Regions from separate parts of the Mus musculus genome. Here regions 2, 3, 4, 5, 6 and 7 are each linked to region 1. Evidence: chromatin loops called from intact Hi-C (ENCODE). Cell type or tissue: heart. All regions are shown on one strand. Each heading gives the region's core, and the rest is flanking DNA. Links, peaks and the distances in the headings are about the cores only.

What was found. Hi-C counts contacts between places; a loop is a spot of excess contacts. Peaks named below come from ENCODE experiments on the same cell type or tissue, not always from the same donor. Only the 100,000 strongest peaks of a DNase experiment are listed, where the experiment ranks them.
Region 2: it touches region 1 in a loop (5-fold over the local background); 12 of 42 quality-filtered maps call a loop at or near these places.
Region 3: it touches region 1 in a loop (2.0-fold over the local background); 2 of 42 quality-filtered maps call a loop at or near these places.
Region 4: it touches region 1 in a loop (2.0-fold over the local background); 5 of 42 quality-filtered maps call a loop at or near these places.
Region 5: a loop joins it to region 1, with 7 times the contacts of the local background. A loop is called at or near these places in 11 of 42 quality-filtered maps.
Region 6: it touches region 1 in a loop (2.0-fold over the local background); 3 of 42 quality-filtered maps call a loop at or near these places.
Region 7: it touches region 1 in a loop (2.4-fold over the local background); 5 of 42 quality-filtered maps call a loop at or near these places.

What each region holds. Positions count from the first base shown.
Region 1 is chr10:24,589,389-24,593,751 of GRCm38, forward strand. The region is part of intron 1 of Gm15270 (predicted gene 15270); the gene reads right to left. Among named protein-coding and RNA genes, the nearest start is that of Ccn2, 3.9 kb to the right of the region's middle. In heart, for the core only: a CTCF peak has its summit at 1,945 (motif pointing left); DNase peaks (open chromatin) are centred at 1,953 and 2,573; H3K27ac peaks cover 1,474 bases.
Region 2 is chr10:24,379,951-24,384,313 of GRCm38, forward strand. It overlaps Gm15270 (predicted gene 15270), which reads right to left. Exons shown (of 5, transcript NR_163910.1): 4 at 3,507-3,711. Among named protein-coding and RNA genes, the nearest start is that of Gm40615, 79 kb to the right of the region's middle. In heart, for the core only: a CTCF peak has its summit at 2,142 (motif pointing right); no DNase peak of the experiment used is centred there.
Region 3 is chr10:24,310,551-24,314,913 of GRCm38, forward strand. No RefSeq gene overlaps it. Among named protein-coding and RNA genes, the nearest start is that of Moxd1, 89 kb to the left of the region's middle. In heart, for the core only: CTCF peaks have their summits at 1,801 and 2,008 (motif pointing left); a DNase peak (open chromatin) is centred at 1,731.
Region 4 is chr10:24,492,031-24,496,393 of GRCm38, forward strand. All of the region lies in intron 3 of Gm15270 (predicted gene 15270), which reads right to left. Among named protein-coding and RNA genes, the nearest start is that of Gm40615, 33 kb to the left of the region's middle. In heart, for the core only: no CTCF peak of the experiment used is centred there; DNase peaks (open chromatin) are centred at 1,531 and 2,081; H3K27ac peaks cover 967 bases.
Region 5 is chr10:24,408,328-24,412,690 of GRCm38, forward strand. All of the region lies in intron 3 of Gm15270 (predicted gene 15270), which reads right to left. Among named protein-coding and RNA genes, the nearest start is that of Gm40615, 50 kb to the right of the region's middle. In heart, for the core only: a CTCF peak has its summit at 1,833 (motif pointing right); no DNase peak of the experiment used is centred there.
Region 6 is chr10:24,330,643-24,335,005 of GRCm38, forward strand. It overlaps Gm15270 (predicted gene 15270), which reads right to left. Exons shown (of 5, transcript NR_163910.1): 5 at 1,046-1,376. Among named protein-coding and RNA genes, the nearest start is that of Moxd1, 110 kb to the left of the region's middle. In heart, for the core only: a CTCF peak has its summit at 2,333 (motif pointing right); no DNase peak of the experiment used is centred there.
Region 7 is chr10:24,481,764-24,486,126 of GRCm38, forward strand. All of the region lies in intron 3 of Gm15270 (predicted gene 15270), which reads right to left. Among named protein-coding and RNA genes, the nearest start is that of Gm40615, 23 kb to the left of the region's middle. In heart, for the core only: a CTCF peak has its summit at 2,019; no DNase peak of the experiment used is centred there; H3K27ac peaks cover 694 bases.

The DNA.
Region 1 (4,363 bases), core at 133-4,132:
GAAATTTAATGCTACAGTTGTTAACTTCCTCACACAGGCATGAGTCACTGAGAAAATTCCCTTGTTATGAGCCTGCCATTCCTAGACGACACGCTCAAACCTTGCCACACACAGTTACCGCAGAGATCATTCCATTAACAACATGAACCGAGACATGGTTCAAAGCCAATCACTCCACACCCAAAGGGGAGCGGGCAGAAGCTTCGAAGTCAACTCTGCATTCAGGGTACCTAGTTTAAGGAAAGTGCATTTTCAACTAAGACAGGCTCATAAAATACACTTGGTAGCATCTATGACGACACCCTAAGGCTTGTCTATTGAGGGCCACTCACGACAAGCCCATGGTTACCGTGGGTATCACTTTGGTGTGGGTAGCCTGCTGCCCTCTTTCATATTTATTCATAATGGCAGCTTATCAGTGAATGGTTTTTTAAGAGCTTTTTACGATGTCTGTGGTTGGTCCCATTCTCAGCCTAAACAAGACAGCACAGTGTTGGGCATGGACCTTCCCAACGTGGGATAAAGCTGATGTCACAGCAGAGCACACCCTGACGTGAGCCTCTGGGACCCAGCCATCATCTTAAGTCATCTTAAGTCCTGGTTGAGGGCATTGGTTCATCTGTGGGTAAGAAGCAACATGTCATCCCAACCACACAACTTAACTGGTGACGATGGAAATAAATATATCTTTAAGTCCAAATTTCTCTTCTAATTTAGACCAGTAACCATTATCTTTTGACTTCACGTTTATCAGAGTATAATATCAGGAACAGAGTATCATGCTAGCGTGGCTGAGGTGTTTTACATGTCTCTCTGGAAGTGTGTTTCAAAAGTCTAAGAGAACCTGAGATAACTATCTAAAGGGCAGACACTGCATATAGAATGAGACGAAACGCAAGTCTGGAAGCAAAGACAAGGGTACTGTTTTTAGAAAAGCCAAATTCAACTTCACACATTCCTGTGCCACCTCTAGCTACAGTCACGTTATGTGAACATCCTTGCACCTTAATTCCCATCCCTATAAACTGGGAAGAATAATACCTCCTAGGATTACAGTGAAGCTGAAGTAAGAGGCTGTATGTAGAGAGCCAGGTGTTGGACTTCCCTATAACCATAGCACCTCTGGACCCTACAGCCAGAGGAGCCTGGGCTATGTAGCCAGCTTGGGCTACGTAACTAAACTAAATCAACAGTACAAGTAAAGAGCTTTGTGAATGTGTGACATCTAGTCCACGCACCTTGGAGCTTTAAGGAGTATTCTAGTTACGTTGATCAAATAAAATCTGAATCATGTGTTTGAATAACAAAAGAAACAAAGCACCAGGCAGCCCTTCCCTTGCTTAGCATCTGATATGCCTGTTTAAGCAGAAAGCTGTTTTCTTCTTTTCATATGGTAATAGCTTTGATCTAGGAGATAAGATACCTTCTCTGAAAGCCTTATTTAGTGTGCTCAGCTTTAAACTTGTGACTCCCCACAGGCATTCACACAAAGGGAATAGTCCCCTGGGCTGGTAAATGCCGGGTATAAGACACATACCTAATCCAGAGACCCCTAGCATTGCAAGTCCAGGGCTCAGACCACAGGCACGTTTCCAAGGGTGAACAGATGGGACTCTGCCTAAATTTATCCCACACCTCACCAAAATTCTGGGGTGTGTTCATGTATAGTTATCAGCTGTCTCCCACTACTTTCATTTACTTCCGTTCCTTGGAATAAACACTCCATCCCAATTTGTTCCTCCTAAACCTGTTGATTAGTCCCTCCAAAGTACACATTTTAATAAATGAGTATCTCCCTTCTAGATTTACATAACCTATCACATTTCATATTGCACTTAATTCAATTGGAAAACAGGGCCAGATTCTCCCTCATTCGCAATACTTTTGACTTGCCACCTGTAAGAGAAGGCTGGGGCCTTAGCAACACTTGTGCTCTCTATCGCCACCTGCTGTTAGCACAAGCCTAGAGTCAGCGGAGAGGACTAGCCCAGTTTAACTTGAGAGAATGTGTAGGGAGTACCTCATTAAGACAGAGTGTCCTCCCTCTCCTCCTCTACCCCAGACTACAGGTTCAAGCAAGGAAATGAGCAGGCAAATGTTAAACAAACCACACAGAGTAATTGCCTTCTGACCAATACCTTTGCGTCTGAAAATATCCTAAGAAAATTAGAGAATTCATTATAAAAGAAGAAAAAAGCAGGAAAGCAATGAATGTAATTTCCATAGCAAACATCCATGCTTCCTTCCAACTTCTAACTCCCTGTGAGAGGGCACACTCCTTAAAACTTCATCAGAAGCAAATAGGTCCAGGAAACCAAGCCACGGTCCCTGAGGGTTTTAGAAAAATATTTATTACTATTTTTCAAAAAGACTCTGGCATACGCCCCCTGCCCCGCTTTTCTGGGAGGGAGAGGGGTGGAATTCATTTACATGACTGAACCTAGGACACACCAGAAACACTGGGAAGCCAGTTCCCCAAGGATCCTAGGACAAATCTCCCCGTTTCCAGATGCCCTTATAGGGCTAGAGTCATACTTCCTATAATGCTGACAGCCCAGTGTATGTGTCGCACATGGGTTTTGGCTTTGAGTCACGTTCCACCAGTATGTTTCCCTGAGACTTTTGATTTCCTCTTTGAGGGCTGGCACTGACTTCCTGCTTGCTCTTATAAGAAAATGTCTACAACTGAAAACTGAAAATCTGCAAGATTCCTTCCTTAAGTACACAAACACTCCAAGTCTGGTCACTTTGCTATTGTTCTGCTGGATTCTCTCTCTGTCTTATCGCTGATCAAGTAACCTTTTTAGAGGGGGGGCAAAAAACATTGTACAAGACTCAAGCAAAAGAGCTGAGTACATCATCTCACCCATGCATACCGTAAGTGGCCACCTTAGTGAATTCCTCATCTACTGGGAGGGTTGGTTGGGGTAGAATGTTCTCTTGAAGTCACTAAGTAAACCCCTGTTTAGAAGTCAAAACAACAACTTCCTTCTCCATACAATTTCAAGGATTTGTTTCTCCCATGCTGTCAATCAAAAAGGTTGGGCTAGGGCAGAGTTGGCTGAAGTTGTAAGAAGCTGCTACGTTCGTTTTACTGCCCAGGTGCACACAAACATTTGCTGAGTCATTTATAAGGATGTAAGAAGTCAGGTCCCATGGCATGAACCAAGGCTGGTGTGTCAGTCTTTCCTTCTGGATTTCCTGGCACTTAATGACCTGCATCATAATAAAAACATACTTTCCAGTCTGTGAATGTCTTGAATGTCCTCTGTCACACACCCTTCTCCTTCTGTCCCATCTTGTCTGTATGATTTGTGGAGAGGTAGTCTTCTGTCTTCACCCTTTCAAGTGTTTTGATTATAAAGCTCCAAGCTACATTTCAAATGCACAGAATATTCTGAGATTTTCATGAGTTGGTTGTATATTTCAATAATCTAGTTCCTCTTAGTTAATTATTAAAAACCATCCATTTGGAACTAACTATGGAGTTACTGAGAATTTGAGGTGTGAATTTTATAGTAAAACCTAGTATTATAATGCTGACACTTTTTAACAGTAGTGCAGGATGATAATATACTCTAAATGGAAGGTGGAAGGGGGGAAAGGCAAAGGGAGAAAGGGAGAGGCAAGGGAAGGAAGAAGAGAGGTGAAAATTAAAGTTAAAACACAACGCATCTGTTTCCTGAGAAGTTAAAGGTGGTTAATCCTCACTGAGAGCAACGAAATCGAGACTTCTTATCTTCCTGTTCTGAGTGGGCGTCGGTCGGGCTTCTCTCTGTGACTTCCCTTAGCTTTATGAATGGCCGTTCTAAAAACACTGCCCAAGTTACTCAATTATAAAAAGCCCAACCACTTACCCCTGTGACTGAGCCTGCCCCCTGGATACAGCAAGCCATTGGTGGCTCTCAGGTGGACTTGTGGTTTCAGAGACTGCTCCAACTCTCCTGGCTCCCCTCATCACATTGCAGGCTAGAGAGCTCACCTCAGAGCCCACATCCCACCCCAGATGAGCCTCACCCTTCCCTTCCCTTCCCTTCCTCACTCATTCCACCTTTCTGACCATTGCTGGTAGATATAATTGGGAGTTTAAGACTTGAAAGATTTCACTGTGGCTTCCCACATAGTTTGGACTTTAAAAAAAAAAATATCATCAAAGAAGACAGCAAAAGTGCAAGGCCAAGTTGCCTATACTACACATGTGGCTACTCACATAACTTGCCATGTTCTTTCTTTAAATAGGAAGTCTCGGGCCTCTTCTCTTTGAGGAATGCTTGGAAAGAACATTGAATAACAATGTCAGAAATCCTTCCAGCACTGCAGAGGCTGCTCACACTTCAAGCCACTCACACCTTTCGCTGTTGAC
Region 2 (4,363 bases), core at 226-4,225, 210 kb before region 1:
CACAGACATACACATAAACACACACAAATATAGACACACAGACACGTATATAGACATACATACACACACATACATATATATAGACATACATAGACATACAAACATACACATAGACATACACAGAGAGACACACACATACACACATACACATGGTTTATATTAGAAACAATTTTTCTTCTGCTTAATGAATCTTTGAAAGCTTGATCATGAAGTTGTAAAATCCTGAGGTCCGAATGGCAGATTTGCTCCCCCGAGTTCTGAGTTTCCTGTGAAACTGAGCATCTGAACTGAACAAAAATGTCCTTTTCTCAACCAAAAATGGGATGCCAGAGGCCTTTGGGGTGAGTTTAGAGATCATGTGCAGGAAAGGTCTGTGTGGTTTCTTCTGCCTGTTCTTCTGGCAGAAGAACCCAGCTGCTGGTGTTCAGCTAGTCTGAGTGGCTCTAACCTACATTTCTCATTCTTTCTTCCATCCCTTCCAATCTGCAGTGACATCTACTTCATTCACAAATTTTAGGGTTGAAGCTGTCCTTTTTTGGTAAATTTTAATGTTTTGTTTAGTCACTGAAATTTTTCTTCTGCCCTACATCAGAATGAGAACTGTTTAGTGGGAGTTGACAGCAGGCTGTGTTTTATGCCTAGGCTGCCCTATCAGAGCATAGACATATCACAGGATCGCAGATGCTCACACACAAATAGTTTGGAGAATGTGAAAGTTCAGGAGATGAATGCAGAAAGCAGGGGAGGGGCTTTGTACTTTTACAGTCAATGTGCAGACTCATCTTCCTAAGACACAAGTGGGGAGGGGATCATCTAGGCAGCTTTGAAGATGAAAAGAAATGCAAGCAACCCATAAAACTTGCAGATTCGGACATCTTCCAAATGGAGAGGTGATGCTGACAACACTGACAAGAATGTGATTTGTAGTCTTATAGCAAACATAACAAACAAGAAAAGAGGGGGTGGAGAAAGGAAGAAAGAAGTCCTTATCAAAACTAGCCCATTTTACAAAGAAAATACCAGATATATTAATAAAGCCAGATCTCAGTAGGCCCTGAGACCGTACTGACACTGTGACAAAGTACCATTCAGGCTGTAAAACTCTGCACGTAAGCAGTACCACCTGCCAAAACTAAAACAAAGGCCCAATTCATCCAAGTCCATAGTTCTGGGAAAGGCTCAAAAGGTACTAATCTTGATTTCTGGTTTCTGCAGTTCTGCTCTAGCTAACTGTTCTTGTTAACTGAAGTATGTCTGCCAGAACATGTTTTCTATGCTTAAAAGCTCACCCTGAAAAAGGCTCATGGCTACACTGGGATCCTGAGCATCCAGTGTGGTTGCCTACTGACTAATAAAGACTGTCTATTGGCTTAAACCTATGTCCAAGCACTTTTCCCTGGCGAATACCCCACAACAATATCATAAAAATATCAATTAAAATTAATCTCACAGATAATTATTAATTAATTCACTTAGTAAGTGAATTAATCCAGTTGATAATTTAACTAGTAATTAATTAATCCAGTTGATAATTTACTAATTAATTAGTTAACCCAATTGGTGAGTGGTATTTTAATTCAAACAGGTATGGTCTCCTTTGCTAGGCCCCCTCTATCATGAGCCTTTAATGCTCAATGTTCTTTTACTTGTAGTTGTTCAAATGAAGTGCTTACTCACATAACAAGGCCAATATTCAATGTATCTTTCCTTATAAACCATGAACAAAGCTGGGGGCGGGGTTGCTGGCACACACCATTAATCCCAGCACACAGGAGGCAAATGCAGGTGGATCTCTGAGAACTTGAGGTCATCCTGGTCTACAAACCAAGTTTCAGAACAGCCAGGACTACATAGAGAAACCCTTTCTCAAAACAAACAAAAACTAACCAAACAAACAAAAACCATGAAAGAGACACCTGAACAGCTATGAAATTGCATGTTAAGCAATTCTGGCCATCCTGTAGAAGAGAAAGCTTCATGGAATTTTGGAATTGCATTCAAACTGATGAATCTATTTCAATATATATGCATATATATGTACATATGATTATCTATTTGTCAAGTTTTGATAGACAATGGCATGTTTAATACACTTAGGGAAATAAAGCACACAGTTTTATTTCACCGTCATAGCTATAGTACTCCACCCTGACCACTAGGTGGCCACCCGGGCCCCTGTCTTCTGCCAAGACTTTTCTCCAGAAGCAAAGAACCCTGCAACAGGATTTAAGTTAAGGAAGGGCCGGGCTTTCAGAATTACAGCACTGTTTTTATAATCGCTTTTATTGACCTCCAGGCCAGAAGCTGAGCCTTGAGGGATGTGCATGTGTTCATGTGTTCAAAGAATTTTCAACAACACAATGTGTAATCGTTTTCAGTAAATTCACAATTAGCAGATTTTGTTTGTTTCATTGAGATACTATAAAAGGTAATTTTTATGGATGGTCAGGAGTTTTTCTGACATATTCTTGAAAGAGAGAGTGTGTGTGTGTGTATGTGTGTGTGTGTGTGTGTGTGTGTGTGTGCATGTGTGTGCTTGTGCATACTTATTTCATTCTTGTCTGGGTACATATGTGTCTATAGTTGCTTATGCACCAGTATGCATACATGTTTGGAGAGGCTAGAGAACAACTTAGAACCTCTTTCCTCAGATAGCATGCAGCTTGGTTTTTGAGACAAGATGTCTCACTGATCTGCATCTACTGGTTAGACCCAGTGGCTCCCAAGTCCCACGTATTGCAAGCCCATCTCTTCTTCTCCAGCCCTGCGTGCCACCATGCATGGCCTTCTATGTATGTTTTAGGAATTAAACTCAGGTTCTAATGCTTGCAATTGCTTTGCCTTTCAAGCCATCCCTGCAGCCATATTACATTCCTAAGAGAACATGGGACACTGAATCTCACGAAAGTCCTTTCTTTGGCAAGAAGATAAATCAAGTATTTACAAAACTTAAGAAATTCATGTTCCACACTTGAAGTAATATTTCATCATGAAACCAGAATTGATCCAATAGGATGAAGACTTTGGGCAGCTCTGTGGAGATAACCATAACCTTTACCCTGATTCGTAGCGATTTGTAGAAAATGCCCTCCTTTCATCCCATTTAAACTGGATACCAACTCTTTTCCTCTTTGTTTAAAAGAATCTTTCTTCTTCCTTTTACATTTCTTTTTACATTTTATTGTAAATGTATGGGGGTTTGCCTGAGTGTATATCTGCCCAGCATGTTGATGCCTGGCACCTAAGGAATTTAGGGGACGATGTTAGATCCCCTGGGACTAGAGCTAAGCATGATTGTGGGTGCTGGGAACTGAGTCCAGGCTCCTCTGCAAGAGCAGCCATTGCTCTTAAGTGTGGAGCCATCTCCCAGGCCTGTGTTTTCATCACTTAGGAAGAAAGAATTTTTCAGCACACAATGTAAAAAGGCATGAAATACTGTCTCGGAATAGATTCATTCCTGATTCAATATCCCAGTGACTCTGAAATTATAGGAGAGCAAATCTTACCATCATCATCCATGCTATGGACGTGCAGCTGAGTTTTCCAGTTTAAGTTATTTTCTTTATGTTGAACACATATTTTTGTGTTTTTCTCCACATTATTTGCTTCAAATGTTGTTATATTCCTTCTTCATGCTTGAATGTTGTGATGACTGATCTCACTTGCCAATTTGTTCGGATCTGGAATGACTTGAAAGATGAGCTCCTGGTTCTGGGAAACAAATTTATGTTGTTTATAAGTTGTTGGGTTTGTAGTATTTATTTGTTATTATAACAATTTGAACAGACAAAGAAGTGTACTATGGATGATCCCCAACTTAACCGCGGTTAGATTCTGTGAGTATCTTTACGATGATACGAAAGCAAGAGCTTTCATTTGAAAGAATGCTTTGAATTCTGGCCTGGTCTTTGACTTGCAACATTCAATATGGTTCTTGTTTGAGACGGTGAGCAGAAGCAGCTCTGAGCATTCAGAGGATAGAATGTTCAGTCTTCATGACGACCCTGTGAACCACTGATATTCATCATGGGATCAAGGAAACTGAAGCACAGAGCAGTTAATACAGTAACCAAGGGGTACACAGTTAGGAAATATAGTCAGGACTCAACCCAGACAGCTCGGAACCAGAGTCCACATTCTTAATTATTGCCATATGTGTTTGAAAGAAAAAGTTTAAACCCCAAACCATATTAGAACAACAGAGAAGGGAGCTTTCACTAACTAAAACTGTGGGAAAAACTTGAAAGTTGGAAAACAAATAGAAACAGAGAAGCACTTGGTAAACAATGAGAGCAGGAGGCAGAGATGAGGTGGGTGGGGAGGAGACAGGAGCCATGGAAACCCTTAGGGTAATTGACAGGAC
Region 3 (4,363 bases), core at 188-4,187, 280 kb before region 1:
GGCAGTATCCAGGCAGGCATGGCGCAGGAGGTGAGAGTTCTATGTCTTCATCCAAAGGCTGCTAGTGGAAGACTGACTTCCAGGCAACTAGGGTGAGGATGTTATGCCTACACCCACAGTGACACACTCATTCCAACCATGTCACACCTATTCCAACAAGGCCACACCTCCAGATGGTGCCACTTCCTGGTCCAAGGATATACAAACCATCACACAGACTGAGCAAGCCCTTAGTAGAAAGTCAGCAAGCAGCACCCTCCATGGTCTCTCCATCTGCTCCCGACCCCATGCTTTTGCCCTGCTTGAATTCCTGTCCTAATTTTCTTTGCTGATGAACAGCAATGTGGAAGAGTAAGCCAAATGAATCCTTTCCTCCACAACTTGCTTTTCTGTCATGGTGTTTTGTGGCAGCAATAGAAACCCTGAGACTTCCTCAGAAAATTGGACATAGTACTACCGGAGGATCCCGCAATACCTCTTCTGGGCATATATACAGAAGATGTTCCAACTGGTAAGAAGGACACATGCTCCACTATGTTCAAAGCAGCCTTATTTATAATAGCCAGAAGCTGGAAAGAACCCAGATGCCCCTCAACAGAGGAATGGATACAGAAAATGTGGTACATTTACACATTGGAGTACTACTCAGCTATTAAAAGGAATGAACTTATGAAATTCCTAGGCAAATGGTTGGACCTGGAGGGCATCATCCTGAGTGAGGTAACACAATCACAAAAGAACTCAAATGATATGTACTCACTGATAAATGGATATTAGCCCAGAAACTTAGTATACCTGAGATATAAGATACAATTTGCAAAACACATGAAACTGAAGAAGAATGAAGACCAAAGTGTGAACACTTTGCCCCGTCTTAGAATTGGGAACAGAACACCCATGGAAGGAGTTACAGAGACAAAGTTTGGAGCTGAGACAAAATGATGGACCATCTAGAGACATACACTAGCAAGAGTTTGCTGAAAGGACCCTGATATAGCTGTCTCTTGTGAGACTAGGCCCGGGCCTAGCAAACACATAAGTGGATGCTCACAGTCAGCTATTGGATGGATCACAGGGCCCCCAATGGAGGAGCTAGAGAAAGTATCCAAGGAGCTAAAGAGATCTGCAACCCTGTAGGTGCAACAACATTATGAACTAACCAGTACCCCAGAGCTCTTGACTCTAGCTGCATATGTATCAAAAGATGTCTTAGTCGGCCATCACTGGAAAGCGAGGCCCATTGGACAAGCAAACTTTATATGCCCCAGTACAGGGGAACGCCGGGCCAAAAAGTGGGAGTGGGTGGGTAGGGAAGTGGGGGGGAGGGTATGGGGGACTTTTGGGATAGCATTGGAAATGTAATTGAGTTAAATACGTAATAAAAAAAAATTAAATGAAAAAGAAAAGAAACCCTGAGACTAAAAGCATTTTTAAAAAAGAAAAGAAGAGAAGAGGAAAAAAAGAAAAGAAAAGAGAAGAAAAGAAAAGAAAAGGAAAGGAAAGGAAATAAAAGAAAAGGAAAGAGAAGAGAAGAGAAGAGAAGAGAAGAGAAGAGAAGAGAAGAGAAGAGAAGAGAAGAGAAGAGAAGAGAAGAGAAGAGAAGAGAAGAAAAGAAAAGAAGTATTCTGTTTTCAAACTGAGAGTTTGGAGGCAGGCTAGGGAAGAGAGAGCTCTGGCTCTTTGCTGCAATGCAGCTGTAATTGTGGAACAGGCGCCATCGTGTGGCACAGACGAAAAATGATTCTGTTGCCCGAGCTTCACGTTCACATTCTTGCTGTTAGAACTCCTGAGCTAGCTCAAAACGAATTCTCCAGTTTCAAAAACATCTCAGTACAAGATACAGGCATAAGAAGTTTGTTTTCTGTTTGTTTTGCTCTGTTTCGTTTTTTGTTGTTTTTTTTTTTTTTCAAACACTTGAAACTTTCTGGAACAATCCAGAATGGCTCTAAGCTAGTGAGAATTTAGGTTTGTTTTTGAGTAAACGATGAGCACAGCGCCCTCTTGTGGTTCATATGTTACTTTTCAGACAGAAAGATAAATTTGTGGAATCAATCCCAACTTTAGAAAGGGAAGACCTGATTAAAGGGTTGTAGGAAGAAGAGAGGAAGAAGCAAGAGTTTCTGGTGCGCTATTGCAAAAATAGGGAGATTTCAGATAATGTACTGTACATCTTTAAAACACAAGAAAGGATTTGAGAAGTTTCACGACAAATTAGAATGTAGTATGACCAGCTGCCTTAAGCTCCTGTCTGTCTGTCTACTAGCTATCTATCTACCTATCATCTCTATATATCTATATATTTATCTCTCAGCTATCTCTCTAATATCTACGTACCATCTATAATCTATCATCTATCTGACTATCTGTACCTATCTATTATCTGTCTATATATCTATATTTCTATCTATCTCATCAAACTAGCAAAGTAGCCAAGACTGGCCTTGATCCTCTGTGTCCAAGCCCTCAGTGACATGATTATAGGCATATACCCCCATGCATGGTTTAACTGAAATTTTAAACTTCCCGTTATTCTGTCATAAGACAAAAGATAAACGTCATTTTATACACTTCTTGAAAGAAATTTTGTGCAAACCTGTAGTGACTAGTTTTGTGACACTTGACACAAGCTAAAGTCATCTGAGAGGAGGACACTTCGATTTAAAAAATGCCTCGGTAAATTTGGGCTGCAGGCAAGCTTGTAAGTCATTTTCTTAGTTAGCAATTTATGGGGGATGACTCAACCCACTGTGAGTGTTGTCGCCCCTGGGAAAGCAGTCCTGGGTTCTATACGAAAGCAGGCCGAGAAAGCCAGTAAGCAGCATCCCTCCATGACCTCTGATTTGGCTCCTGCCTCCATGTTCCTGCCCTTTGGTGATGAGCAGCACTGTGGAAGTGTAACCGCTATCCTCCTCAACTTACTCTTTGGTTATTTGGTACTGGCTGACTCTCTGTGTGTTGACACAAGCTAGAACCATCCATCACAGAGAAAGGAGCCTCAGCTGAGGAAGTACCTCCATAAAATCCAGTTATAGGGTATTTTCTCGATTAGCTATCACAAAAGTCATTGCAATAATAAGCATTGTGTTATTAGCCCGGTGCCAAATGGCGTGTACAGCATAATTAATTCTTCCTTGAGAAGTAGTTCGGTCTTTCACAGGTTAAAAGCAAAGGATCAGGTTGAAGATGTAAGACTACCGCGCAAAAACCGGGCGTGGTGGCGCACGCCTTTAATCCCAGCACTCGGGAGGCAGAGGCAGGCGGATTTCTGAGTTCAAGGCTGGCCTGGTCTACAAAGTGAGTTCCAGAACAGCCAAGGCTACACAGAGAAACCCTGTCTCGAAAAACCAAAAAAACTACCTCCCAAGCAATGATAAGCTGCCACGCCCCCTTCTTTAGGCCGTGCCCACCCCACACACTGCTCTGTAATGCTCTGGTCCAGTGTCCTGCTCTTGAGGAGGTAGAGTCTTGCTCTGAAGGATCCAGGGAGTCAGTAAAAACTGAGACGAGGATCTGGAATGTGGCTCTGTAGATGACAGGCTGCACTTCGTTTTCTGGTCGGCCTGTCTGTCAAGAATGGGAATAGGAAGTGATTCAGAATAGCTGCACTTTACCGCCATAGCATGAGCTGTTCCGGTACCAAGGCATTTCTAGTGTGTTAATAGTTTAATATGATTAAATAATAAGAAAAACGATTATTTTTCTTATTTAGAAACTGTAGGGGGAAAAGACCCAATAGCTGGTTATATGACTATAGTTTGGATCAGGAAAGTTCCTAAAAGACCATTGTTCAAGACTTGATTCTCAATGTGGCACCGTTGGAAGGCAGTGATGGCCTGGCCTAGATGATGCGGGGTCCCTGTGAGAGCTATTGCCATAGAGGAGGAAAGGAGGAATTCCTTTGGAGTAAGTAGACCCGACCTCTTTTTTTTGTCTTTTCTGGCTATAGGGTATGCAATTTCGGACTATTCACACTCCCACAGTATACTGCCTTGCCCTAAACCCAAAAAGCAATGGTGTAACCTGTTGCGGGGAATATTAAAAAATGATGGAACCGCACGTTCCCCCACTTTTGCCTCTAGCCCAGCATTCTGGCCAACCATGCACTGGTGTGCAACCTATTTTTATCTTGTGGAGATTCTGACTCTGAACTCCACAATCTCTCCACACAGTTCGCTAGGTTCCCACTGGCGAGTCGCTACCATGCCAACCCTGTGCTTCAAATCCCCCACGGCCTTTGTGGAGCACCTTAGGCAAACCCACGCTTGGCCACTGTACCTTTCTCTCTTGAACCCCGAGGAGCCGCCACGTGAAGGAAAACACAACACAACCAGTCATGCACCAGGATCTCTAAAATCATGAGCTG
Region 4 (4,363 bases), core at 212-4,211, 97 kb before region 1:
GTCTGACCTAGAGTTTGTATACTTTAGTCACTTTAAAGGAAAGGGGATAAATGTCATAGCTGTGACTCATGCCTGTCTCAGAACAGGAGCATGGCCTGTACAGGGAGACCTGTGGAAGCTCTGCCTTCTTGGGGCGTGAGAGGAAAACTGGAAGCAGACAGAATGGCTTCCAAAGATGTCTTAACACTTAGAGAAACGGTCAAGTGGGTGCAGAAAACACTTATATCCCAAATCAGTAAGTTCTGGAAATGTTAAGATCTGTTTGTAAAATGCAGAACTCATGGGGAATTCATTTCCAACAGATTGCAGGATAGTTATGAACAGTCAGGAAAATAATTGATTACCATTGGAACAGGTTTTTTTTATAACTAATATTTGATCTTGCTTTCAAGTGGTCACTTTGAGATCTTCCATGAACTGCCTGTTTAAATAACCAACATACACTGTGCTCTTGCTTTCCCCACAAACCTCCATTTGTTTTTGTCCCTTAATCTTAACATCCATAGTTTTACACAGCACAGTCATAGTTTTACAAAGTGCACCACTCAAGAGTTACGAAAAATGAGCCGGGCATGGTAGCTCACACCTTTAATCCCAGCACTCGGGAGGCAGAGGCAGGCGGATTTCTGAGTTCGAGGCCAGCCTGGTCTACAAAGTGAGTTCCAGGACAGGTAGGGCTATACAGAGAAACCCTGTCTCAAAAAAAAAAAAAAAAAAAAAGAGTTACGAAAAATTACTCTGCCTCCAGGAAGGTCTATATCTGATCCCCACCAGATCAGACACCGAGCAATAAGAAATTACCATTGCTTAGAAATGTGATTTAGAACATGAAAAATTGCTCTCAATAAGCCTGTGGTAACTAAACCTACTGTCACCCAGCCTGGCTGATGACAAAACTATAAACTCTTGGCTCTACCTTCCTCAAATGTGTTTTCTGCTTGTCTCTCTACAGGAGTGTTCCCTGTAACACCAGGATAGCAGAAAAGAACTATTTTCTGATCAGCGTGTAGTACAGTTCTTGCTGCTATTTCTTAAAAAAAAAAAAGTATCAAAAATATCAATGACATGCATTTCTTTCAGATAGGGGGAAGTCTGTCTGTGGTTTAGCTAGAGGATTTATTGATAAATTTTCAAACAAAGGAGGTGAGAAAGGAAATAGGCCATCTAGAGCAGACCACATAATATATCTCAGTTCTTTTCATCCTCCTAACAACACAGTTATTACATTTAATACACAAGAAACCTAAGCGCCAAAGGACTCAAGCATCTTAGATGATTCACACAATGTCTAGGGAAAGGAGACTTTGACCTGAGCCTACATCGCCGCCTTCCCTTTAAATCTTCATTCCTTTCTCCAGGGTGGTCACAGACAAATTCTGCCCAAATTTAACCTAAGCCCTTGATCGTTTAAAGGTTAAAACCTGTCTCTGTTCAGGGAGTAAATCCCAGAAAAAGCCCTGCATGCCCAGTGCTAGCTGCATGTTTAACCTGGAGATTTGCTACAATAGCAGCCCCTCTGGAAACTGGCCAGGTCTTTAGCCTCCCTGGCACACAGCACAGTGACTCAGGTCAGACTACAGCCGCTCAGAACAAACCCTTCAAAACAGGACCTCAAAAATGTCAATGACTAAGGTACTATTGTTCTCAAATGACCTTGGTTAGGGGCAGAGACCACTCGTGTTCATAAAATAAAAAGCAATGCAAGATGAGAACGTTATGCTGATTGACTTCACTGTTTTCAAGATTTAAAAATAACATTTTTTGAAATTGTTTTGCTTTTGTTTTTGTTTTTATAGCGTTATCAGCTGATTATGGGATAGTCTGAGAAGTGGAAGTACTCCTTCAAATCTTGTTTCTTCCTCTTCTGAAGGACATAAAAGCTAAGCCTTCAGTGAAGTTGCCCTCTGAAGGCCAACGGGAAGTATTTGTTTTGTCTTATGTGTAAAACCGGAGTTAGCATCCAAAAGAACTAGATGTCCCCATGAAAAATGAAAAAGATCATGGTAAACAGCTGGAGAGAGCAGATAGCATGTTGCCCTGTGTGCATTCCTCACAGGCCCCTCACGCTGCTCCCTTCAGACGGAGAAAACATTTCCTGCCTCGGTGCATAGCAGAGGAAGACAAGAGGCCTGCAATGACCTCAGAAGGCTCTGGCAGTTTTCCAAAGGCCTTGAGCAGAATTATCTCAAAGCTTCTATCAATGCAGTGAGCCTTTTCGGTATGGTGTGGAACACTTCTGCACTCAACAGGATAGATAACAGTTGCTGTAGAGGGTCCTCTTTACAACCAATGGAAATATGTTCATCAGTGATGCAGAAGAGGGCATCATTATTAATAATACGTTTCTCTAACCTTCTTCACTCCTAGCCCACCATAATTTTTTAAAGGCAGACAGTAATTTAATAATGCCCATAATATGCTATAGAATATAATATATCCTGTCATTGAATGAATAATAGTAGTTGACATTATTCAAGCACGTGCTGCGCCTCTGGTACTGAGCTTAGAAATAGAGTACGAAGCATGCAAGTCAATGGAGCTGCTAGCCTATTCCTTATTCTGTGAGCCAGAACTTCTAGGGAAGCTCTAACACAGATCAGGGGTCAAACCTGCTCCCTCAGCATTTATAAGTCGATTGATTTAGATGTGTGTAGTACATATATAGCTAAGCTACTATAGAAGCATACAATAAAACTCAGAAATACACGAGAGTATGATAAAAAACTTAACATGTTGGGAAAGCAGGTATTTTTTAAAGGGCATGCAAGGCACACACAACCAAGACAGGGCTAAATAGTGTGCTTTAAATAATATTAAAGGGAATACAGAATTGAGAGGTAGAGAGAGCCATTTTTGAAGCCAGTCAGTGATGGTTCCTATGCAGCATGGCTTGCTGTGGCCTAAGGAAAAGAAAGCATCTAGGAAGACTGGATAAGAGAATGAGGACCACAGAAAGGAAGCACGCTGCCCATGCTGAGCAGTGAGCTTTTATTCCTGCACCCATTAGAGTGTTGTTAGAAGTCTACACAGAATCCACGTGAGCCATTAACCATTAGGTTATCTTTTGTTTGTTTGACTACTGTACTGGCTAGTTTTGTGTCAACTTGACACAGCTGGAGTTATCACAGAGAAAGGAGCTTCAGTTGAGGAAATGCCTCCATGAGATCCAACTGTAAGGCATTTTCTCAATTAGTGATCAAAGGGGAAAGGCTCCTTGTGGGTGGAACCATCTCTGGGCTGGTAGTCTTGGGTTCTATAAGAGAGCAGGCTGAGCAGGCCAGGGGAAGCAAGCCAGTAAAGAACATCCCTCCGTGGCCTCTGCATCAGCTCCGGCTTTCTGACCTGCTTGAGTTCCAGTCCTGACTTCCTTGGTGATGAATAGCAGTATGGAAGTGTAAGCTGAATAAACCCTTTCCTCCCCTACCTGCTTCTTGGTCATGACGTTTGTGCAGGAATAGAAACCCTGACTAAGACAACTACCAAGTTATTTCCTGAAGAAGGGCAAAGAGAAAGAAGAGGCCACATCTGTTACAAAATAATGAGAAAGTAGAAAAAGAAGATAAAATTAACAGGTACAGAATATTAAATGCATGCATGATGATACGATTACCAAAACCTAAAGGGGACTCATCTCCTGAAGCTTGGGAAAGAGAAAGGGAATTTCCAGCACCAAACATGGGGCTACCTTTGTTTTTCTACAGCTGATCCTCCCCATGGCACTTCCATCTAAGTCTCTTGCTCCCCAGTGACTAGAATTTACATTTATAGTCCCTATTCCTGTCTCTGGGCTCTACATGGAAAGCCCATTCTTTTTCTTTTGCATCTGCTCTCAGACCACACACACTCAAACACACACACTGACACACACAGATATTCACACACAGAGACACGCAGGCAGACACACACACTCACACACACATGCACTCACACACACACGTACACATGTGTGCCATTAACCATTAGGTAAAGTTTTGTTTGTTTGACAACTAAGTTATTTCCTAAGAAAGGGCAAAGAGAAGAAAGAGGTCACATGTGTTACAAAATAATGAAAAAGTAGAAAAAGAAGAGAAAAAATTCTTCATACTTTGGATTTACATACTTTGTAGATCCTTAAGCAACAACATGAGAATTTCCTCAAATTACATCATCTCTTTTATTTAAATATTTTGTATTAGATATTTTTGTTATTTACATTTCATATGTTATCTCCTTTCCTAGTTTCCCCTCCAAAAATCCTCTACCCCTTTCCTCCTCCCCCACTGCTCACCAACCCACCCACTCCTGCTTCCTGGCCCTGGCATTCCCCTATACTGTGTCATAGAACCTTCACAGGACCAAGGGCCTCTCCTTCCATTGATGACTG
Region 5 (4,363 bases), core at 257-4,256, 180 kb before region 1:
AAATAGTATATAAATAGTATATAAAATAGTATATGCTTAGGGTGTTTAGTTAGTAGAGTGTTCTAGTTAAAGACCACATTGATATGGTATCCAAAATACTAGGATGCTAGAGTTTCTAGTGCACAGCACTGGTGTAAGCATTTTAAGCAATGCAGCACAGTGGCTTTCGGACCTGCTAACTTTCATCCCCTCTTCCTGGTGCTCACGGATTCACACTTCACCAGTAAAACTCTTACCTTCCGATCATGTCAGCAAGAGCAGCACCCCAAACCTACAATTCTCCAAATCCTAATGGTAACTAGAGCTGTCTTTCAAAAACCGTACAATGTTTCTTCTCTCTTCAAAAGTCTGTGATGTCTAGAGAACCAACCTCACACTTCTCCACATGACTCTGCTCTTCCAGGGAATCCACAGTGTATACACGAGTTTTCATTTTACGGTGCTTACCACTGCCTCCCACTGTACCTAGGCAAAAGCCCCTGCCTAGAATTTTTGATTATTCTTTCCAAAGTTCAGGCCTAATTTAAATATTCCTGTTTCCATGAAAGCCTTTCATATGAATTCTTCCAGAAAATAATTCACTTTTGTTATTATTGCATTTGCTTATTATTAATTCATTGGTGTGTAAATTTGTCATCAAACTTACAAAGCAGATAAAAACAACATATAAAATGTATAAAAATACCATAAGGAAATCCACTATTTTGTACTTTGATATCACTACTAAAAATAGAAGATTAAAATTCTGTGACAGTGAATCATTGAATAATACATAGTAAATGAGCCAGCATTTGTGTGCAACAGAGGTATTAGAAAAAGAAGAGGGTGTAAGTAGAAAAAATTACTCAAAGAAATACAACTTGAACATGTCAGAGCTTTGTCTGCTCACCATTAAAAGGCTAGAACCAAATATAAAGAAAGTACAGAGGGGAACACCAGGCACATTATATTAAGCTGCTGGAAACTAAAGCTGGAGAGAACACACGTGAACCAAGAAGAAGAGGCATATGAGTTATTACCAGCCATGAGAAAGAAGGTAGACCTCTTAACAGACATGAAGAAGATGAGAAGATCGTGGAACGGTAGCTTTAAACCAACCTAAGTTCTTACTGTTTTGTCCACTGGCATGTATCCCCACCATGGACAGAAACTCGGGTACCATACCTTCCCCATCATAAAACTGAGCCAAAATAAATCCTCCCTAAACTTGCTTCTTGTCAGGCATTTAGTGACAGCCACAGGGAAAGTAGCACAGCCAGCAGCATTATCAAGCTTATATTCCCCCTGTGCCTCCATTAGCTGGTGACTATTTGAGTTTATTGTAGGATGCCATCGGGCCAGTGACACTGTCCCTATAAAGTGAGGATATAGTCAACTGGATGAAGAACCAACCTATCACATAAAAGAAAATGTTTATGAATTTTATAACTAATATACAAACAACTCAAAACAAATATGTTTTCAGTAAGTAAAGGACCAAAATGAACATTTTTTGAAGAGATATGTACAAATGGCCAACAGAGGGATGAGAAGCTGTTCATGACCATTAATCATTGGGGATTTGCAAATTGAAACCATAATGGCATCTTATCTGACACCTGTTATGACAGACATTATCCAGAAGTCGGGAGACAAATGTTGACAAGGTTTTGGAGAATAGGAAACCCTTGGGAATTGTTTGTGTGGGTAAAAATTACTGTGAACTTGTAGACAGCAGAGAAGTTCCTTATAGTTTACAGTTTTAGAACAGTGAGATACTGACGCTTGGGGCCATTCTTATTAGGAATGGTTCAGTGTTGGAAGATGCTTACTCACAACCCTGGCATCTAGCCACTAGATGTCAGTAGCATTCTCCCATGGTGTAAGGACATGGACCATGTCAGGAGGGTAGGTATCTAGGGTTCTGGAATGCCCCCTAACACTTTGCCTTATTCTGATCCAATTCTTTGACTCCTGTGCTGGTGGCATGGGCTATTTTTAATTCCATGGACAATTGTATAATCTGAGGCTCTTAAGTCAGGAAAAGTAAATCCATGTCTGGGATATTTGCCGGTTCAAATTTAATTAAAAGTCAATCGCTGCCTCTTACAGGACGGAGGAAGACCAATGCTCTCAGTTTGCTACCAGGTGGCTGGTTGGTGTCTTGAAGGAATGATGCTGTATTTGGAGTTCAGTGTCAGATTCTGTTGCCATCCTGGGTGTGTGACAGTAATAGAAATTGTACCAGCCTCAGTAAATGGAAGTTTGTGTGGTTGGGCCCCTGCAAACCCTCCATCCTCACACATGGTTACTCTGTTCATGTGCCCATTCAAACACTGGAGTCTCTGATGTCAGAGGATGGCTGACACTGACTGCTCAACTTGTCTACTCTAAAAGACTTCTTGTTTAGTGACTGTCCCAGAGTTGGTGTTCTTCCTTAGACATTAACATGAAACACAGACATCTTCATCCCATTTTTTTCCATCCTCATTCCATGACCTCAGAACTTCTGGCCCTTAATCTTTCCATCTACCTCTTGCCTAACTCTTGGTCACTTCATGGATTTGTGACGCAGATCATTTTTTTCTAAACAAAAAGAAATTCGTTGTGCTGCCACAAGAGAGACCCCCCCCACCTCTCATAGAGAGTTCATAGTGAGTTCTGTCCATCTTCATCTTGAGCTACAGCTTGCAGTCCACGCTTCCTCCTTTTCTCTCTCCATGCAGCAGATGTAGCAGAAGCATAGATAGCACTACCCACATGTTGTTGAGGAGATTCTGTGTAGTAAGTCGTGATGGCTGAGATGGCAGTGTGGGGCACCAGGATGTGCTGCTCGCTTAAGGCCTGGAATGATTGGGCTGAGCCCTGTGCATCACATACAGCTTGAATCTAATTTACTGGATTCAAATATATTTTTTCAACTTTTCATTCTTATTTTTACCATCCTAAAATGAGAGCTGGAAAACAAATCTCTTCTTCTTTTTCTTTTTTCTTTCATTTTTTTATTAGATCTTTTCTTTATTTATATTTCAAATATAATATCCCCTTTCCTGGTTTCCCCTCTGAAAACCCCCTATCCCCTCCCAGTCCCCCTGCTCACCAACCTACCCACTCCCGCTTCCTGGCCCTGGCATTCCCCTATACTGGGGCATAGAACCTTCACAGGACCAAGGGCCTCTCCTCCCATTGATAACCGACTAGGTCATCGGATCATGGGGTCCCCAATGAAGGAGCTAGAGAAAGTACCCAAGGAGCTGAAGGGGTCTGCAGCCCCATAGGAGGAACAACAATATGAACTAAACAGTACCTCCAGAGCTCCCTGGGACTAAACTACCAATCAAAGAAAACACATAGTGGGACTCATGGCTCTAGCTTCATTATGTAACAAATCTCTTCTATTTCTGCCATCCTTTGAATGTAAACCTGTTGTGGTAAATCTCCAACCCAAATAAGCCCAGGCAATAAAAACACAACTCAGTTAATATGAATACATGCTGTGCGCCTATATTGGGCAGATCTACTGCTACACTACCATCTTCCCCATATAAGAGACCCCTTATAACTTGCAGTTTCTCCAGGCCAGGTGCTTCTGCTCCACTTTCCTTCTTCCTCCTCCTCCATCATCTCTCTCTCTCTCTCTCTCTCTCTCTCTCTCTCTCTCTCTCTCTCTCTCTCTCTCTCTCTCTCTCTCCCTCCCTCCCCCTCTTTATCCACCCAATCACCAGCTCTCCAGCTCTAGCCTTTATTTATAAACTAAGGTGGGAAGCAGGTTTACAGGAAATCACCTGAGTGCTGACTCATTCCTTGTTCACAGCCCCTCACAGGAGAATGGAATTAACATCAAATATAATTAGCCCCAGGGATATCCACAACATAAACCTAATTTTGTAATTTGACTGCTACTGAATCCTGGCTTTAAGATTGAGAGATTTAGCAATAGTCTTATCCGTGAACAGCTCAAGAGACCTTTTATTACTACAGTGAACAATTGAGAAATCATTACACCCGGGTCTTCAAAGCCATAACAACCTCTCTGTAGTCACAAAGCAACGTTCTAGGCATTCTGCCTTCAGTTTCTTGTTCCAACTGGTTTCATGAAGTTTAATAAATTTCTAGTTGCTACATGTAAACTATAGGATAGAGGATTTCCACTAGAGCGTCCTTCTAAGTGAACCACCCAAGCTCTCTGGCCACACTGACAAAGAGAAACCCAAGCACATCCACACCACTTTCACTGACCACACTTGGAACCCCTAGTGTGCTCTGGTATGGTTAGGTATACAAGAAAGGAGAATCATGGCTGGGTTTTCCTAAAGCCAGACTCTGGAGTGAACTTTTCTGGTTTTGACATCTGATTAACTAAGGAAGAAAAGATTTCTGTCAA
Region 6 (4,363 bases), core at 193-4,192, 260 kb before region 1:
TTTATACCATCTTTATTATCCAACACAAAACATAGAACATTCATTCATACAGACTGGACACGAACATACATGAATTGAACACGAGAACAGATTGGTGCACCGGACATTAGACAAGACACAAAAGGGAACAGAGTACTCCTGCTATAAGGCCCAGAGAGATATTTCTCTCTGCTTTTTGGGACATTTTCCTCCCTTATGATGCATTTTTTATTAACTGGGGCAATCCGCCTATTCCTTTTAATAAACCCTTTCTTTTCTCACACCTCATGTAGCTTCGGAGAGCTACGGCCTACCGCCTATTACCCAGCTCCTCACTGCTGAACCTAAGTGAACCAGCGCTCGGGTTTAACGCTGTCTCAGCTTAGCCCATACCTTCTCCGGTATGAATTTCCCTTATCCTTTATTTTATGGAGCTCCGAACCAGCAGCGTCTCTTCCAAAAATCCTTTGCCGTTTCTCAGTCCCGCGTTGGTTCGCCAATTGTTGTGTCCGGCCAGCAGACCACAACCTGGGTTCTAGCCTGGAAAGGCATTTTGGAAACCTGGAAGAGAAGAGGGGCTAGGTGGCGAGAGAAAAGAATGTAGCCAAGACAGTTACTCTGATCAAGGCTCAAATTTTATTGTTGCGACACTAGTTATGAAGGAAGGGGGAGGGGACCCGATTCCCGCCGAATAATCTCTGGTCCAGTAGAAAGGTGCACGTGTGTGGCTCCTCAGGTTCCAGCAGTGGGCGTGGCAGAACGAATGAGCAGGAAGCTCCACCCCGAGCAAGCAGGTTTCAGGCTGGGGGAGGGGAGACTACAAAAGTAATCATGCTTTTAAAAATCTGGGAAATGTTTCCAAGCATGTCAAGCCTGAGCCTGTAGCAATCCCTTCTTTGACATCACACAGCTATAGATGTTCCAGCATGTCTACCTCAGTTCTGATCAGCAAGAGAGATGTGGACCATGGATACCACATGCTGCAGAAATGTGCATTCCAGATGCTGGTGAGCCTTTCTCATGATATACCCTTCAAGTACAGATTGAACCATGTAAAGATGGTAAGAATCCAAATGAGACAGTATTTTTATTTATACCATGACAAGAAGGAAAGTCTATTAGCTCAGTATGATAAAAATCAGATGTGATCTTTATTCACAGAGTTTCCATTGACATCCGTGACCAAGAATGGTCACAGACTTGCACTGTTGCAACGAAGACCTGACGAGACGACTATTCACCAAGCATCTCATTCTGTGCCTCTCCCAGGAGTTTCTTTTGCACACTAGAGGAGCAAGTGTGCAATTGCTACAAGCTCAGGACTAATGCAGGTTCAGGACCCATGTCACTGGTGTTTAGGTTTAGGGTGAGAATCTGCTGAAATCTATTCCCATGACCTGTAAAAAATCCAAAAGTAACCCTCATCAGTCCATTCCCAGACTGTCTGCAAGAGCTGGGCACGTGGTCATCCTACTGTGATGACAGATAAGAACACTTGGTCTACCAACATCTTTTCGTCTTACGTAGAACTGTATACATTAATAACTGAAATTTCCCTTTAAACCAAAAAAAAAAAAAAAACTATTTTCTTTATAGTTGACTAATCTATTTGTCCATGACTCCCTCCATGACTTTGGTTATTTATTTGCATCTCTTTTCAGCCTTGAACTCGATCTAAGTGCTGTGGATCCTTCAAATCCTTTCTTTTGCCTCTAAGATTCACTGTGCACTTTTCAGGTCTCTGAGTCTCTAGAAGCAGAGTAGATTCTGGGAGATCCCAGTGCCTGTACAGGGAAGGGCGAACAGTACACAGCGATGCCTGTGTACTGCATGAGGAGGGAGGCCACTGAACAAGAAGCAGTTTTTCACGTACTTCCTGGTGACGAGTAAAGACAAAGTTCAGCGATCACGATCACAAGTGGAATTACCACTTTGAACCCCCAATACCATCTCCCCAAAATGGGGAAAAATCATTTAACCTGAAGGGAAGTAGTTACATGAGGAATAAAGACTTGGGAGATAGCAGCCTTTTAAGAAGACCTGGACTCCAGGGAGCTCCCAGAGACTGAACCACCAACTAGGAGCATACAGGGGCCAGTCTGAGACTCCTGGCACTTATATAGCAGAGGTCTGCTGGTGTGGCCTCAGTGGGGGAAGATGCACTTAGTCCTGGAAAGACTTGAGGCCCCAGGGAAGTGGAAAGGTCTGGAGGGAACCCCTATCAGAGGCGGGGGGTGGGGGGGGGGCAATGGGATGAGGAATTGTGGGAAGGGGGACAACAGACTGGAATGTAAATAAATAATTAAAAAGACAAAAAAAAATGATGTTTCTCATACATGGCCACAAGGTGGCATGAGGAGTCCATTTAGCTTGGTTGTCCTGTACCCAGTAGGAGCTAATGGGGAATAATGGGCAAGCTGCCCCGGGAAGGGGTTGGGGGGCAGAGAACAGGACAGCATGGCTGAGGAGTAGGGCAAGAAGTAGGGGTGTTTGCAAGTTGGGAAGTCCGGGGATGGCTTTCCTTACAGACTTTAGTCCCCTCTCTCTTCCAAATGCTCCCCTTCTTGTCTCTCATCTCTCTTACTCTACACCAACCCTGCTTTCTCTTTCAGTTGCCTCAGAGACCGGGTTTCTCTTTAGAAAAATCACCACCCCACCTCGGTACCTATTTTCTCAGCCATGAAATGTTTACTAAGAGTCCATGTCTAGTGTAGAATGCAACCACCAAGTCCTAAAGTCTATGCTCAGCGATCCATCCAGTCTAATTGCCACTGCTGAGCACAGTACATCCAATTCTTCCCTTATTCAGCTGGAGAATATGGAAACGTGGAATGATATCAAAAGAATATTCCACCAGCTTCAGCTGCTTGGAAGAACATGCCTGTCAGTGCTTCAACATTTTCCATCTGGCCTGTCAACACAGGCTGCCAGAGCTGGCCAGTGTTGGTGGAAAGCAACCTGGAAAACCCCCTGCAGGGTACCGCTTTGCCCTTTCCCAGAGAAAGGCCTGGGCATGAAAGGAGAGGCTTGCTGTGACTACCTACCGGGAGAGCTACATTCTTTGGAGACATTGTTTTTTCTACTGGTTTACAGATCTGAGATTCAGCAGTCCAAAAAGGCACTTAGAAAACTTTATTTTCCTAGTAAACATTATCCGCCCCTAGGACAAGTTCTTCTCTGTCAGGCTGCCATTACTCAGCCACGTTCTTCTAGAGCTACCTCATGGGCATCTGAAAAAGCTTCCTGATACACTAATAAGCTTCTCTCTCGACTCAAAGTTGCTTTCTTGTTCCTAATGGGGGCTGAGCCTACAGATCTTCTCTCTACAGAGCTGCTGTTCTCTATGGAGATGAGTCAGTAGCCCCATGACTGAGCTTGCAAGTCCTTCCACACCCAAGGAAGAGGAGATGATGTTCCCCCTGATAGTTTAAAGAGACTATGGATTGCTTTTAGAAGAGGCCTTGACAGGAAGCAGAAATAGAAACGATTGTAAGTATTCAGCAGAGGTAGTGGCTCCATTTCAAGGAGAGGAGCCTTGGTCCTAGAGTTCTGAGGAGAGCACTGATAAAACCAAGCTTCATTGAGTCTTTAGTAAGTGCTATGCATGGTGCTTAGTCTTTCCAGTGGCTCCATGAGTTGTCTTATGTTACCTGCACTTTATGGCTAAAACAAACATGGCACACACAAGTTGTCTAAAATTATATAGCTTTTCAGTGGCTGAGGGAGGATTTGTAAAAAGTAAGACCAGTTGACAGGACCCAAGTCATTCTCTCAAGTATAACATAATATGTGTTCTGAATATGTGTTCATAATATGTGCTCTAAACAAAAGCAATTGTTCTGAAAAAAAAAATGAGACCAGCTCATTTCTTTAGCACTTCATCTTTGGGGGCTGTCCATTTGAAAATTTTATGGATTTGTGATACTATTCTAAATCGGAAAGGAAAAACCAAGTAGAGTGAGCAACAAAATAGACCCAAATCAAGGCTTTAAAGCAGTGGTCCTCAATCTTTGGGTTGTGACCCCCAAAGACCATCCGAAAGCTCGGATATTATATATTATGCATAACAGTACTATATTACAGGTATTAAGTAGCAACAAAATAATCTTATGGTTGGGAGTATCTTAGTTAGGGTTTCTATTGGTGTAAAGAGAATATGCCCAAAGCAGCTCTTATGAAGGCAAACATTTAATGGGGGCTGGCTTACAGTTTCAGAGGTTTAGTTCACTATCATGGTATAAAGCAGGGCAGCCTCCAGACAGACATGGCGCTGGAGAAAGAGCTGAGAGTTCTACATTTTGTTCCACAGGCAGTAGAAGGGGACTGTGTGACACACTGGGTGTAGTTTGGGCATAGGAGACCTCAAGTCCACCTTTATAGTGAC
Region 7 (4,363 bases), core at 247-4,246, 110 kb before region 1:
TTTTGAAAGAGAACAAGACAGCTCAAATTGCAGAGAGTTCGAAACAGAACCTGAAGTTGGAGTTTGAAGTGGCCCGGAAACACTCTTGAGATTTAATCTACCTTTTGCCATGCTTTTGAAAAAAAAAAAAAAAAGAAATATTTTTGACATAGGTTTTCTTGTGAAAGGTAGGCAGGGATCATTTCAAACCTAAATAATGACTCTTCTAAAATTCTAAATCAGAGAACTAAATTTCCTCCAGATGGTACTTTCCTGGCAGATGGCTGCTGTGATGTGTCCCATCTGAAGGTGCAGTTTGAGGGCACACGGGGTCTCAAGACTACACTGACTTTCCAGTCAGTCCTGAACAGTATTACAGCTAAGCAGATTGGTCTCAGTGCTAATACCCATGTCACCAAGTTAAGAAGAAGTTGTGAAATTATGATCTCGGCCGCAGATACAGGCTTTTCAAATCACATAACCGCATACAGGGGCGTGCACCAGTAAAAAGTGGTCAAAAATTAGAAAATTGTCTTATAATTAGACTAATTCCGGCAGCTCAACTTACTTCATAGTTGAAAATGATGAGCTTTGATCTTAGCTTCAGTTAAAAACCACCCTCCTGGGTAGTATTTCCTTTTCTTCTGTAATTTAAGCCTTTAAAAAAAATCGATGTCAGCAATTTTACATCCTCTCTCTGCACCTGGCAAATTGCTGCTTCAGACTCACAAGTCACCCTGAGCTCTTTCTTGGCTCTCCTCAGCTCTCAGTTCTCAGAGAGCATTGTGGGCAACAGTCTCTGTGATGAAGATTGTCTTCCGAACACCCGTTGTTTATGTATTTCATGTGGCTTAAGTTGCCCCTAGCTGTGAGAACTGGGAAGGTCACAAGCTAAAGACTGACCTTCACATGAAGGAAAAGCTACAAGGGATGGTTTCAAAAGAAACACCCATGTCCTGGCCAGAATGGAAGGTAAGGTCCCCACACACACTGGGAGAGGAAGGTGGAATCTCAAGAATTCTGGATGTCCTATGATAAATACAGTTTTAAGTTGCTGATGGATCATAAAAGAATCTCAACGTAAGAATTTAAGTTTTGAGATCATGAAATAAGAGGAAACAGTGTGTAAAAAACCAATAAAGGAATCTGAAACCTGAAGCCTTCACCTCTATTTGGCTAGCACTCGAGTCATAGTGCTGAGCGCCTGTTCATATCCTTGGCTTTTTATTTAGTGTTTCGGGTGATACCAAAGCATTGTTGACAATATCATTTTCCTTGAAGCATTTATATTTAGGGAGAAATTCATGGAGACAGAGGAATAAATGGACTACAGTTGTATCGGCATCCCCACCCACTACCTCCACTGGAAAACCTGAGATAAAGAATAAGGAGGCAATTGAGTGTGGTCAGGGAACAGTCTGTGATGGGGGGAAGGTGATGGATGACTGAAGCATGTGGGGGGCAGGGTGGGATGCTTGCTATGCAGCACTGAGATGGATGGGGGAAGAGATGGAGAGACAGGACTGTAATGAGAAAAGGCCAGTGTGAGATGACAGATGCTGTATGTCTACAGAGAGACCATATGTTAGGACGTGTAAGCACATATAGGCTATTGGTGGCGTCCAAACAGTCTAATGGATAACAAGTTCACAGTCTACATAATGAAGGCCACATGCTTTCTTCTATCCAATTAAAGCATGAATAAGAAAAGCCTATTTGAAAATTTTTTGTGGTAATCTTAAAAATATTGCGGAAGCTTGAGCCTTAATTCTAAAAATCTTTTTTATTAAATGGTACAGATTTTACCTAATCTTTATTAATAGCATGGATGATGCTGCTAATATTATATGAAAATAATATTATCTAGTGTTTCATATAATATATTGGGTGGTTATTTTACAAATGTTTCAGTAGAGGTTACAGTTATTGGTTCAACACAATGTGATTCTGTCCTTTGTTTGTCCATGTTCTCTGAGCATTCTCTGCATGCCAAATACTCAACTGAACACTCAGGACACCAAGAGATAAGAAACTCTATGATTTCTGTGTCCAGTAGGAGGCAAGCATATGAATGGATTGTGACTCCAGCTCTGGCAGAAGTGTGGGCAATGTCTCCTTAATAAGGATGATGGTTTTGTTTTCAGCATCGTTTCATCAGAGATCATGATGATACAAGACGCATCAGTACTCCAGGATATGGCAAGAGCCATATATTCACAAAAGCGTCCCCATGATTTGTTTATCCAGATGTCATGGCGTGTGGCTGCACAGGTGATCTGACCTGTTCGAGTCTTGGAACTACGTGCTAATAAGGAGGAAAAAAGCTGTTACAGAAGTTCCTAGAACTGAAAAACATCTACAACAACTAATGGGTTTCTGGGAGCCTTGGTTTCATCTATCTGTCTGTGTTTGTTTACATGTCTGTCTCTTTCTGCCTCCCTCCCTCTCTCTCTCTCTCTCTCTCTCTCTCTCTCCCTCCTCCCCTTTCCATTCCCCATTCATTAGATGAAGTAATTTAAGAAGACATAGGAGGTATTTCAAGGGCCTCCCACCTTCCTTCTACTTTACAGCATAATTAGTAAATGATGGCATTTTAATGAGCTCGAATCCTTCCACTAGAGATACAATGAAAGACCTGAATGAAGATGTTGCTCAGACAACTGAGTCAGACTAAAAGTCATTCTCACTGACTTGAAGTGGAGTTAACGACAGCCATAGTAAATCAGACTAGCATCCTCTGTTTACAGAAAAGGGCAAGGTTAGAAAGCAGGGTCAAGAATGTGGAAACCAAAGGCTGTGAAGAGGAATACAAATGCTAGCAATTGAGAAAGAGCTCTGTGCACACAGAAAGGATCTCGTTAGCAAGCAGTGCACTGTGGACAGGTGGAGCTTACCGATGGGGTCAATCATGTCGTGCAATAGAAGTCACCCTCACTGTTCATTGTTGTACATATCTTATTCGACTTTTTACCAAAGCAGAGTTAAACCCTCAAGACTCTTTCCAGATGATGAACAGCAGAAAAAGGGTGGAAAGTACAATAAGAATCAGCTGGCTTCAAAACCTGCTCTATCCTCCTTTAGATGACAGGCTCTTCACGATGGAACCTTACCACTATGTATTTAAGCTCTCATCTGGAGTGAGCTGATATTGTAGCACCTCTTATGTGATGCTTGACAGAGACAATATAGTCATAAGAACTCCTTATGCCTAGAAAGTTCTACGTTCCTATCTGTTAAAATTATTTTGTGTAGGATTGAAAACTTCACACAAAGCCCCTGACTTGGCCTAACTTAGACAAAACTAGACATGATCTGGTAAAGGAAAAACTGAACGGGATAATTTCTTCTTTACATTGTGTACGATAGTCTATTGAAAATATTTTACACTTTTTGCAAGAGCCACAGATTATGACATAATTAGCACCTAACCCTGAGAAGATCACTGTAAATGTTTTTGCAATACCAAGAACATTTCTTGGTGTTCTCGAGAGGGAATGTAAGAGTTAAAGTTAACTGTAAACCCTACATGCCCAAGGGCATGGGAACTTCCTGGAAAACAGCAAGTCACGTGTCTCCTAAACAAGTTTCTTTAGGAGAGTGAGACTCCATACTCCATCTACATGTTGAGCAGAAAATACATCAAGATGTATGTTTGCCCCTGATTGGGCCTAATGGGATATAAAATGAACTGTGGGTTTTGTGTTCTTAAGGCCTAAAAATATAACTCATGGCCCCTTCCTGAGAACCTGAGGGTTTTTCCTGGCCAGTATTGAATTAAAGCTTGCTTCTGCTTTGGCTCAAAATTGTGGAATTGGTCTTTTGCAAATTTCAGGATTAACATTAGTCTTTTAAACATTTACATCACGATGTCTGAATGGGCAATGGTACTGAACAGGTGCCATGGCAACCCCGGGTCTCTTTGGTGCATGCTCCAGTTTCCAACATAAACTGTAGACAGGCTCCAGGAAAAGCATTTTAACGAAACAGAAGCATCACGAAGCTTCACATTGTTCAGCCTGCTCGATAAACCACTAACAAGGTGGCCAGTTCCCAGAGAATGACAATAACATTGCTTGCCCTAATTTGACAAGAACCAGGACATGAGCAGAAGCCCATTGCTCTGGTCACTGAAATAGTCACACAGCTGTTTTGTGAAGTTAGCCAGGGGCAGGATGTATAACCTCTGGTTCTCTGGCATTCTTCATGTGCCTTAGGAGTCTGAAAAGAATTGTACTTTCCGTTTACAGAACTCAGTTTTTAAATTTTATCCTCAAGGTATAAAATGGCTCCTCAGACTGATGCCATAGTGTTGATCTTTAATTAATGTCTCTGAACGTCCACAAGGGTCTTGTTAAACTTGTGCATTTGTATAAATATCATTTCA